2 separate regions of the Homo sapiens genome follow, and region 1 is linked to region 2. Evidence: read pairs that join two places in POLR2A ChIA-PET (ENCODE). Cell type or tissue: GM12878. All regions are shown on one strand. Links, peaks and the distances in the headings refer to the core of each region. The heading gives the core; the rest is flanking DNA. Region 1 overlaps HECW2 (HECT, C2 and WW domain containing E3 ubiquitin protein ligase 2). Region 2 has its middle 8.0 kb from the start of STK17B.

Region 1 (5,386 bases), core at 167-5,166, 73 kb before region 2:
ATTTGTTATTGATTTTTGTGTTTCATGTATCTTTTCACTAACTCAATTCATGTAAAAAATATACCTCTATCAGAGCTCATACAAGAAATGATTGATAAATTTGGCTACATAAATATTTTTAAATGGATATAATGAAAGATACCACATATAAAGGCATAAAGAAAGATAATCAACTGGAAGAATAGATTTACAACATGTAAAACAAAGAGATCAGCCAGGCGCAGTGGCTCACGCCTGTAATCCCAGCACTTTGGGATGCCGAGGCAGGCGGATCATGATGAGGTCAGGAGATCGAGACCAACCTGGCCAACATGGTGAAACCCCATCTCTACTAAAAAAAAAAAAAAAAAAAAAAATAGAAAAATTAGCTGAACGTGGTGACTCGCACCTGTAGTCCCAGCTACTCAAGAGGCTGAGGCAGGAGAATCACTTGAACCCAGGAAGCAGAGGTTGCAGTGAGCCAACATTGTGCCACTGCGCTCCAGCCATGCAACAGAGCTAGACTCTGTCTCAGAAAAAAAAAAAAAAAAAGGAAACCAGATTGTGGATACATAAAGAAGGCCTTTAAAAGAAGAGAACCCAATAGAAAAATGGATAAAGGTTATGAAAAGGCATAGAAATGGAAGTATGAATAGCCAATAAACCCATGGAAAGATGCTAGTAATGTAAGTGTAGTTTCAAATAATGAGATACCATTTCACAGTATTAGATTTGTAAGAGTCCAAAAGTCTGAATACCTAATGATACATAAGAACTCTCATATTGTCTGGGCTTAGTGGCATTGCAGTTTCTACAGTCTTATTGGAGTACAAACTGACACTGTCTTGTACAGCTGAAAAGAGCTCAGGTCTCTGGTTACTCTCTTTTAGGAGAATATCAGAAACAGACATTTCAGTATGGAGAAGAAAGAAGACATTAAATGGTCTAAGATCCAAATCCTCACATGTGAAAAATAGTAGCCAGGGTAAACAAGGGAGCTAATTATTTTGTGATTGTAGTTATTTAAGAGGTGTTTTGTTTTATTTTGCTTTTAATTATCAAATTAAATCCTAAGCCCTTCGAAGGCTGAGACCCTATTGTTTATTTCTTGGAATGAGGATATAGAACATACTTTGTATATTTATGATGGGTTCTCAATAAACATTTTCTATTTTGTGTTGGAATCCTGTTTCCAAATCTGAAAACCCAGGTATGATTTTCAAACAAACATGTACACTCAAACTCATATGTTGAAATAGTAAAATAAAGTCACGTTGTCCAAAGTTGGTAGGAAAACAGGGAAATAGCCACAGGGTTCACAAAAAGCACCACAGCCAGCCATTTTGTACCAAGAATTACCTGCAAGAGAAAGGGGGCGGATGCTCTCTTTGGGATATAAACCGGATCTTGGATGGAATATTCTACTCCTTTGGGATTTAGGCTTTTCCCCACTACTTTGGCTGAAGTGCCCGTTTTGTTTCTTGTCTTTCCCCAGCTTATTTGAAGAAGAGATAATGTCGTATGTGCCTCCACATGCCTTACTCCACCCCAGCTACTGTCAGTCCCCACGTGGCTCTCCCGTGTCATCTCCTCAGAACTCGCCAGGTGAGTCCACCTGCTGCTCACAGTGAATTCTCTGAGGAGTGAACCTTCAAGCCAGATGTTCTATCCTCCCTAAAGACAGAACAGTAAGGGAACACTTCAGGTACATCTTTGGTGTTAGCACAGATACACGTGTGCATTTCCTGTCTCGTAAGAGTGGCTTATTTCCATGAGGATTCATTTTGACAAACATAATGAATAGGAGGATTAGTGGTATGACATACTCAGATATAGAATTTACTTTTCATGATGTTATATCATACAATATCAGGACACAAAATATTAGGTTGCTTTTTGACTTTAGAAAGTTCTAGTGAAGAGAACTTTTTTGATATACAATGAAGATAAAGTCTCTACTCTCAAGAAATAATATGGAATTGAAATTGTTCAGTTTAATGGACTTGGACATTCCTGCAATTCATTAATTGCATTAGATAGAACAGAAATGGATTGGCAGATAGAAGATGTTGATAGGTAACCTGAAATGTGTACATTCAATCTCTTTTTGAAAGAGATAGGCCTGAATGAAAGAGTGAGTGGGTGGATGAATGGGTGGATGAGCAAATGGTAGGAAATGCAGCTTGGCAAATGAGCTTTGAAAATGAAGGCAGTCATGATGTTGACAGAATAGCAGATGTATATAGGTCCTTATTATAGGCAGTGCATTGTTCACACTTTAACAGCTGTCAGAACTGAAAATGATTTCAGTAGAAGTGCAAACTCCATATGTGTCACTAAGCTGCTGTATGTTCTTTGGTATATAACATGTGTTTTCACATACTGCAATGATAATGAAGATGCAGCCTAATTGGATACTGCAAACAGGAAAAGATGTATTAATATGTTCATTTAACACAGATTTATGGAGCATCCAACTATGATCCAAGCACTGAATTAGACTCTAGGACTACAGAGATGAATAATACAGTTTCTTCCTTTGAAGAATTCATGGTGTGGCAGTGAGTCAACAAATAACTCTGTGAAGCTCTGTAGTTAGTTCTGTAATGAAGAAATGTATGAGAACACAGCTGTGGGAACAATTATTCTTTCAGGGCTGGGGATGGGGTATTTGGGGAAATATGAAGTGGAACCTTGAAGAATGATGAATAGGAGTTTACCAGGTGGACCAAAGAAAGAAGGACATTCTAGTGAAGGGAGTGATGTGTTAGGCCATTCTTGTGTAACTATAAAGAAAACCTGAGGCTGGGTAATTTATAAAGAAAGGTTTCACTGGCTTATGGTTTTGCAGACTGTACAATCATGGTACCAGCATTTGCTTGGCTTCTGTTGAGGGCCTCAGGAAACTTCTACTCATGTCAGAAGGTGATGGAGAGCCAGCATGTCACATGGTGAGAGTGGGAGCCAGAGAGAGCAGGGGGGAGGTACCACACACCTTTAAACAATCAGATCTCCTGTGAGGTCACTCATCACCAAGGGAGTGGTGCGAAACCATTCATGAGGGATCTGCACTTATGATCCAAACACCCCCCACAAGGCCCTACCTCTGACACTGGGGATTATATTTAAACATGAGATTTAGAGGGAACAAACATCCAAAAAAACCATATCAGGTAGCATAAGCTAAGCCACAGAAGCATGAAAGTAGTGTAGGAAATAGATACAAGTAAGTTAATAGATACAAGGGAAGGGAAGTTCTCAAAGCTCAGGTTGGAAAGGTAGGCTAGGGCTGGTTGGTCATTGAAGCCTTATTATTATTATTATTATTATTATTATTATTATTATTTTGAATCGGAGTCACACTTCTTCGCCCAGGCTGGAGTGCAGTGGCGTGATCTCCCAGGTTCAAGTAATTCTCCTGCCTCAGCCTCCCCAGTAGCTAGGATAACAGATACATGCCACCATGCCCAGCAAATTTTTGTATTTTTAGTAGAGACTGGGTTTCATCATGTTGGCCAGGCTGGTCTCAAACTCCTAACTTCAAATGATCTGCCTGCCTCGGCCTCCCAAAGTGCTGGTATTACAGGTGTGAGTTGCCACGCCCAGCCAGCCCTATTCTATTGTCCATGTGAAGCCACTGAAAATGTATAAGCAGAGGAATACCAATAATATCCTGCTTTTCAAAGATCAGTCTGGTGGCAATTGGGAGGATAAATTAGAAAATGAGAGACTAGAGACAGTTTCTCAGAGAGGCCATTGCATTAGCCAGAGTAACATGATGAAAGACTGGACTAGGCAGTGGAGATGGGGACCAGGGAACAAATTGAAGGGATATGTAGGATGCAGAGACATCAGGACTTTGAGTAGAGGTAGGGAAGAGTCAAGGAAGATTCAAAGGCCCTCACTACCTAGGCTACCAGGCAGATGGTAGCACCCTCTGCCAAGAATGGGAAATGGTTAGACTCAAATTGGAAGATTGAGTGAGTTTGGTGTTGGACAAGTTTTATTGAGAAATCTTTGGGCCATCAATGGGAGATTCCCAAAGACAGCTGGAAATGGCAGCCATGGCGCACAGGAGAGGTTGAAAGCAAGGAGTTCAGTGTACTGGTGGCAACTGGAACCTAGAGTATAGACTAAAGCAACTGGGGAGAAAGTCATTGAAAAGGAGAGGAAATAGAGGATGATGTCATGAGAAACCTCAATATTTAAGGGATGAGCTGAGACAGAGAAGCAAGTGAAAGAAAGAGAGCCAACAGATTTTGAATAGAGTTAGGAAAGTCTTTTCAGGGGAGCCGGGTTTCACAGAGGAGTGGTCAATAGAGCCACATGCTCAAAGGGCTCAGGAAGTCCCAGCTACTCACGGGGGCTGAGGTGGGAGGGTTACTTGGGCTCAGAAGGTCAAGCCTGCAGGGAGCCATGATCATGCCACTGCACTCCAGCCTGGGCAACAGAGTGAGACCCTGTCTCAAAAGGGGGATAGGGCATCAAGAAGGATGAGATCTGAAAAGAGGCCTCATTTAGATTTGAAAATCATGACATTATCAATGGTCTTTGCCAAAGCAGGTTCTGTGAAGTAATAGGTTATAAACCGGATCATGATTGGTGACAGAATGATACAGGATCTGAAGCAGAAGTCAAATGCTCTTTTCACGAAATCTGGAGGTAAAAAGAAAGCAAAATAGAACAGTAGTTAGGAGAAGAGAGAGGGAAGGAATTTTAGGATGGGAAGTTGAGCATACATGTGCAGAGGACACAGGACGTGAGTGGAAGGAAAGTGGTTTGTGGAATAAGGCAGGCTCATGGGCAGCACGACACTGAAGGAAGAAACACAGGCCAACTTTGGAACAAAATAGGGACACCTATTTTGATGACACAGGCTGAAAGAAGTGTATGACACTACAGGTAAGTTTAAAGGTTTAGGGGAAAACTTCATGAAATTCCCAACTGGGAATTTCATTCTTTTAGCAACTGTCTGACTTTAGGCAGGGTACCTCCTTCCCTGAGCCTGAATCTCTTTTTCTATAAAATAGAGATAACAATAATTACCTCACCTCTCACGATTATTTTTGGAGAACACTTTGCTTGGTGCTTGGAACATAACAAGTAGCCAATAAAGGTTAATGTGTCGCTTTTTCTTTCTTTCTTTCTGGAAATTTGATTCTGAGAAGTAGTTTGTTCACATTTGAACCATTAACAACTGGAACATACGAACCCTGATTTGCAGAGCTGTCTGCTTAGATATTTAATCATGCAGAGTGGACTTTATCTTAGTAAGAGCCTATGCTGGGGTTTAAAGTGGACCATCCCTTTACCTGTGTTTTATGGTTAAAGACATGAAGCCATGTGGATTGTTGCTCGTGCCAGTCAAGGCTGTCCTTTTCCAGGCCTTTTGTGTGGCCTCTCCTCC
Region 2 (5,386 bases), core at 324-5,323:
TTCTGCTGAGAAGTTAACTGTGGAAATTGGAGATGAGAGGAAATAGCAATGGGTTGCTCACCTTGTACGTTTTCCCTAAATTATTTCAAGACGCTGCTTCAAAGAATCCTTCATCTGTGGTAGTATTTCAACTGTAGAAGAAGATGCTTTTTCTAGTCAAAATTAATTTAAGTCCCTAATAATTCGAGTTAGCATGAAATGGAAAGATCTGAAGGGCCCAACTGACCTGCACACTTTTCACTTTTGATGTCTAGCAATAAGGTAGTAACTAGACTAGAATAGAAATGCGTTAAAATTTGCTTGCGAAATTGTAGAAGGCAGAACCATTCCAGGCACTAGCAGCTCAAACAGAAAAGCGTTATATTTTATATGTCGTATTAAATAATAATGAAAAGTAACCTAATAGGAACCAGTTCCAAAATCCTTTCTGGATAATTTGGTACATTTGAAATCTAGTATGCTTTTCATGCCTCTCTTAAGCACTCTATAAAACAAGATTCTCTCAAATGCGTTAGAAGATTTCTGTTTTGACTGGCTCAGCGAGGCTGGAGGTACTTGAAATGATTTATAATGAACTAAGCACATGGCATGGCGTCACCAGGCATTCTCTTCAGAGCCTCTTGCCCATTTTATAGAAATTGCACAGCTGGGAAGTAATACAATGAAAATCTTACACTCTGCTTGTTGAAAGTTGGATCACAATTCCAAAGTCTAAGTAAAAATGTATAGCCAGAGTAGAAGGCCAACATTTTTTTTCATCTTTCAAAAAGCTAGATGTTTTAACTTATTTGTGTTGTTGTTTGTTTTCTTTTTTTCTTTTTTTTTTTTTTTTTAAACAGGGTTGCCCAGGCTGGAGTGCAACGGCACAATTATAGCTCACTGCAACTTTGAACTCCAGAGCTCAAGCAGTCCCCCTTCTTCAGCCTCCTGAGTAGCTAGGACTACAGGCGCATGCCACCATGCCTGCCTAATTTATTTATTTATTTATTTATTTATTTATTTTTGTAGAGACAGTTTCACCATGTTGCCCAGGCTGGTCTCAAACTCCTGGCCTCAAGTGATCCTCCTGCCTCAGCCTCCCAAAATGCTGGGATTACAGGCATGAGCCACCGTGCCTGGCTGTTGTTCGTTTTCTATGGCAGATAAAACAAAGGGTACATTTATTTTGCTTTCTTTTTATTTTGGTTAACCATGGTTTATTTGTAGAATTTCAGAAAGGCTGATTAATATAAAAGTGGTCAAAATATATAACCACAGAAGCTAACTAAGAAATCAGTTTTTCATAGGACCAGTCAGAGTTCTTAATTGCAAGCAACTAAACATCTCTGGATATCTGAAGCTGAAAAACAATGTATTTAAAGGATATTGAGTAGTTCATAGAAAGGAGATCCAGGCTGGAGAACCAAAGTTAGGACAAGATAACTAGGAAAAACATCCAAAGTCATGTCTGTGGATTGTTCAGGGGAAGATGACGACACTATTGCCCAAACTCAGGATTCTACACTGCAGCTTGTGCCGTGGACACTGGAGATGCCACTAGACCTGCTGCTTCCAGGGCCTGATTGCTCCTTCCGTCTCAGCATTCTTCATGGCCCAGACTTACTAGCTCCAGATTCAAAGGTTCAAGTGCATATGTGTGATTGGTTGATAGAACCTAAGGTAATTGTTCCTCCCAAGCTACAAGGAGTATATTTGTCACTTTCACTGTCATGGACTCAAAAGGTGAGGAATTCTCTAAACACTGATGGGGTTAAGATACAGGGTGGCCATAGAGTAACAAATGTCCCAGTCTTGAAAGACTTGAAATCGGTCACTATGATGAGAATAGTGGTTCTCAAGCTGTTTGGTTCTCAAACTTCTACACTCAAATATTACTCAGGACCTCAAAGAGTTTTGGTTGATGCAGGTTATATCTACGTAGATAAGTAATGGTAAATATGGTAATCTAGTAAGTATAGTCCATAGGACATGGTTAGTATGCTCAATACTTACCATATTAGAAATTAAAGGAGAGGCAGGCAACATGCTAGATGAAAGATTCACTTTGTGATTAAAATCAGATGATATACATAATATTGAAACACAATTTTCTGGATCTCTTTCTGGATTCCTATTACATATACTTTTATCTGACTTGGAAATTTTGATTGGAGGTTGATATTGGATTGAACCTGCATCAAATTACTGGTACAATGGTGTTTTTAATAGACTGCAAAAATAATAGAAGGGCTATATTTTGATTATTTTATTAGTTCTACATTCTCTAAATTTGAATATTTAAAGCAATGGCAGACTCATTCATTTTTCTAAACAAAGCCTTTTATTTTAGAGCAGTTTTAGATTCATACCCAACCAATTTCCCTTTTTATTATAGGATCTTACATTAGCAAGGGTGCATTTGTCACAACTGATAAACCAATATTAATACATTATTATTAAATAAAGATTTCCTTAGTTTTTGCCTAGCATCATTTTTCTATTCCAGGTTCCCACCCAGCATACCACACTACACTTAGTCGTCACATCTCCTCAGGTCTCTCTTGGCTGTAATTATTTCTCAGACTTCCCTTGTTTTGGATGGCCTTGACAGTTTTGAGGAGTATAGGTCAGGTATTTTATAGAATGTTCCTCAACTGGGATTTGCCTAATGATTTTCTGATGGTTGCACTGGGATTGTGGGTTTTTGGGAGGAAGACTACACAGGCAAAGTATCATACTTATCATGTTATATTAAGGATACATAACATCATGACTTATGACTTATGACTACTGACCTTAACCTTGATCATCTGGCTTGAGGTAGGTTTCGTCAGGTTTCTCCACCCTAAAGGTGCTTTCTCCCCATCTCTTCCTATATTTCAGTCTTTGGAAGAAAGTCACTATGGGCAGCCCACACTTAAGGAGTGGGGAGTTATGCTCCACCGACTTGAGGGTGGAGTATCTGCATAAATTGCTCATATTTCTTCTGTATGGAAGATTTGTCTATTCTTTCAACCATTTATTTATGTCAGTATGAATTCATAGACATTTATTTTATACTTTGGGTTATAGTCTACTACTGCTTTATTTCTTGTGTTGCTCAAATTGTCCTAGCTTTGGCCATTGTGAGCTCTTGTAGTTGGCTCCTGGTTCCCTTCTCTTTGAATGCCCCCATAATTGCATGGTGGTGTTCGCTTGCACTTCCTTCTTTCTGGACTACAAGATACTTCAGGCCCATCTGTATATTTCCATCCTCAGTCACAGAAGCAGCCATTTCTCCAAGGAGCTTTGATTCCTTTTCTTGGAGAATGATATTAGAGACTAAGACCTCAGTGCTAAGCATGCTGTTGTTTCTGAGGTGTCATTACTTTTTAGGCACCCTCAGCTAACAGAGCAAGGAGCTATACATGTGTATGTCAACCCATGTATATACACATAACCTATAAATATTTCTATATGTAAACATCTGTATCTATATTAAGCTAAACAGGAGTTTCGACCAGATGTCTCTAACTCTGAGCCCTCTCCCTTTGCATTTTTTATATACTTGAAAAGTTATTTTAACAATAAAGCAATTTTGGAATGGTAGATATGAGAAGAAACAAAAGGCTGAAAAGAACAAGGACTCCAGGAACTAGATGAATAAAACACCCAAGAAGGTGTGCTCTTTTGTTAGTAGCTAGTTATTAAATATCCACACAGTAAAAGTCTGTGTAGGCTGAGTGTGGTGGCTCACGCCTGTAATCCTGACACTTTGGGAGGCTGGGGGAAGGGGGGTTGCCTGAGCTCAGGAGTTTGAGATCAGCCTGGGCAAATGGCGAAACCCTGTCACTACTAAAAAAAAAAAAAAAAAACAAAAACTGGGTGTGGAATGCACGCCTGTAGTCCCAGCTACTCAGGAGGCTGAGGCACGAGAATCACTTGAGCCTGGGGGGCAGGGGTTGCAGTGAGCTGAGATTGTGCCACTGCACTCCAGCCTCGTTGACAGAGTGAGAACCTGTCTCAAAAAAAAAAAAAAAAAGTCTGTGTAGTAGAGGATGGACTTGAATGACTGCGAGCAAGTATATAACTTCCACGTCCCTTAGTTTTCTGGTTTTTGTTTTTTTTTTTTGAGATAGAGTCTCACTCTGTTGCCCAGGCTGGAGTGCAGTGGTGTGATCTCGGCTCACTGCAAGCTCTGCCTCCCCGGTTCACGCCATTCTCCTGGCTCAGCCTCCCGAGTAGCTGGGACTACAGAAGCCACCACCACGCCCAGCTAATTTTTTTTTTTTTTTGTAATTTTAGTAGAGATGGGGTTTCACCATGTTAGCCAGAATGGTCTCAATCTCCTGACCTCATGATCTACCTGCCTTGGCCTCCCAAAGTGCTGGGATTACAGGTGTGAGCCACCGTGCCTGGCTAGTTTTCTTATCTTTAAAGGAGGAAAATATAGCACTGTAACTCATAGGAGGATGTGAGCATTAGATGAATTAACATAAGCAACACATTTAGAACAGTGCCAGTTTCATTATTTATGAACTGTTGTTGCCATGTACACTATGAGGCAAGTATATTATCTCCATTTTACAGATGAAAAATAGAGGCACAGAGATTTTCTAACCTGGTCAAGATCTCACAGCTGGTAAATTACAGAACCATTCTCTCATAATCTGTGACCTTTTAAAGGTTTCTGAACAGCTCTGAACTTACTGATTCTTCGGTAAAAGTGAAGCCATGAAATGCTGCTCTATAAATCTAAAGGAAAGGCCAACTACTAAAAAGATTCAAGAATCTTTGAATATTCTCAATGTCAGGAATGCTGTGATAATCAGGAATAGTACCATTTCCCACATTACTAATGCTTTTATGCCACAAAATGGCTCAACTTTCAGAGTAGATTGGCCTTCTCAATGTTCATGCTATCACCTTACACCAGTTGACACAAAGATCACTCCTAATGAGGGAGTTGCTGGGGATTAAAAGTTGGCTCTGCCTTATCTATATCTGCTACTGCCTGCTGTAAGAAGACTCACTACGTGAAGGGTTTCTGGAAGGGTACCTGCCATGTACCCTGGAGAATGTGATAGCAGGTTGTCATTCATGGTATATGCAGTTGGCAGAGGAAGTTTCTTAGCAAAGTGAAAAAGGAAGAGATTTATTAGGGAGAGCTAGTAGGCGTTATCTACTCAAATCAAATAGACAGCACCCTATATTTATACCCTGTATTTATTTCTTTGCACCACTTGATATCTACTTCCTTTAAACACTAGTGACTAATTTCTTTATCTCACACGGCCCCCTGGACTCCACCATTTGTTGACCCTTAGAGCTTCATTCCGAACTTGGGTGTCTCCACCAGATAGATACTGAAAGGAAAAGCAGTCACCTCCCTCTCCCCTTTCCTTTCCAATGACATTTTTCTCCCAAT

What was found. Peaks named below come from ENCODE experiments on the same cell type or tissue, not always from the same donor. Only the 100,000 strongest peaks of a DNase experiment are listed, where the experiment ranks them.
Region 1: POLR2A ChIA-PET joins it to region 2 with 10 read pairs; 24 of 35 experiments call an interaction of 5 or more read pairs at or near these places.

What each region holds. Positions count from the first base shown.
Region 1 is chr2:196,250,118-196,255,503 of GRCh38, reverse strand. It overlaps HECW2 (HECT, C2 and WW domain containing E3 ubiquitin protein ligase 2), which reads left to right. Exons shown (of 29, transcript NM_001348768.2): 19 at 1,475-1,584. Among named protein-coding and RNA genes, the nearest start is that of HECW2-AS1, 7.2 kb to the left of the region's middle. In GM12878, for the core only: no CTCF peak of the experiment used is centred there; no DNase peak of the experiment used is centred there.
Region 2 is chr2:196,176,884-196,182,269 of GRCh38, reverse strand. No RefSeq gene overlaps it. Among named protein-coding and RNA genes, the nearest start is that of STK17B, 8.0 kb to the right of the region's middle. In GM12878, for the core only: no CTCF peak of the experiment used is centred there; no DNase peak of the experiment used is centred there; H3K4me3 peaks cover 654 bases; H3K27ac peaks cover 1,840 bases.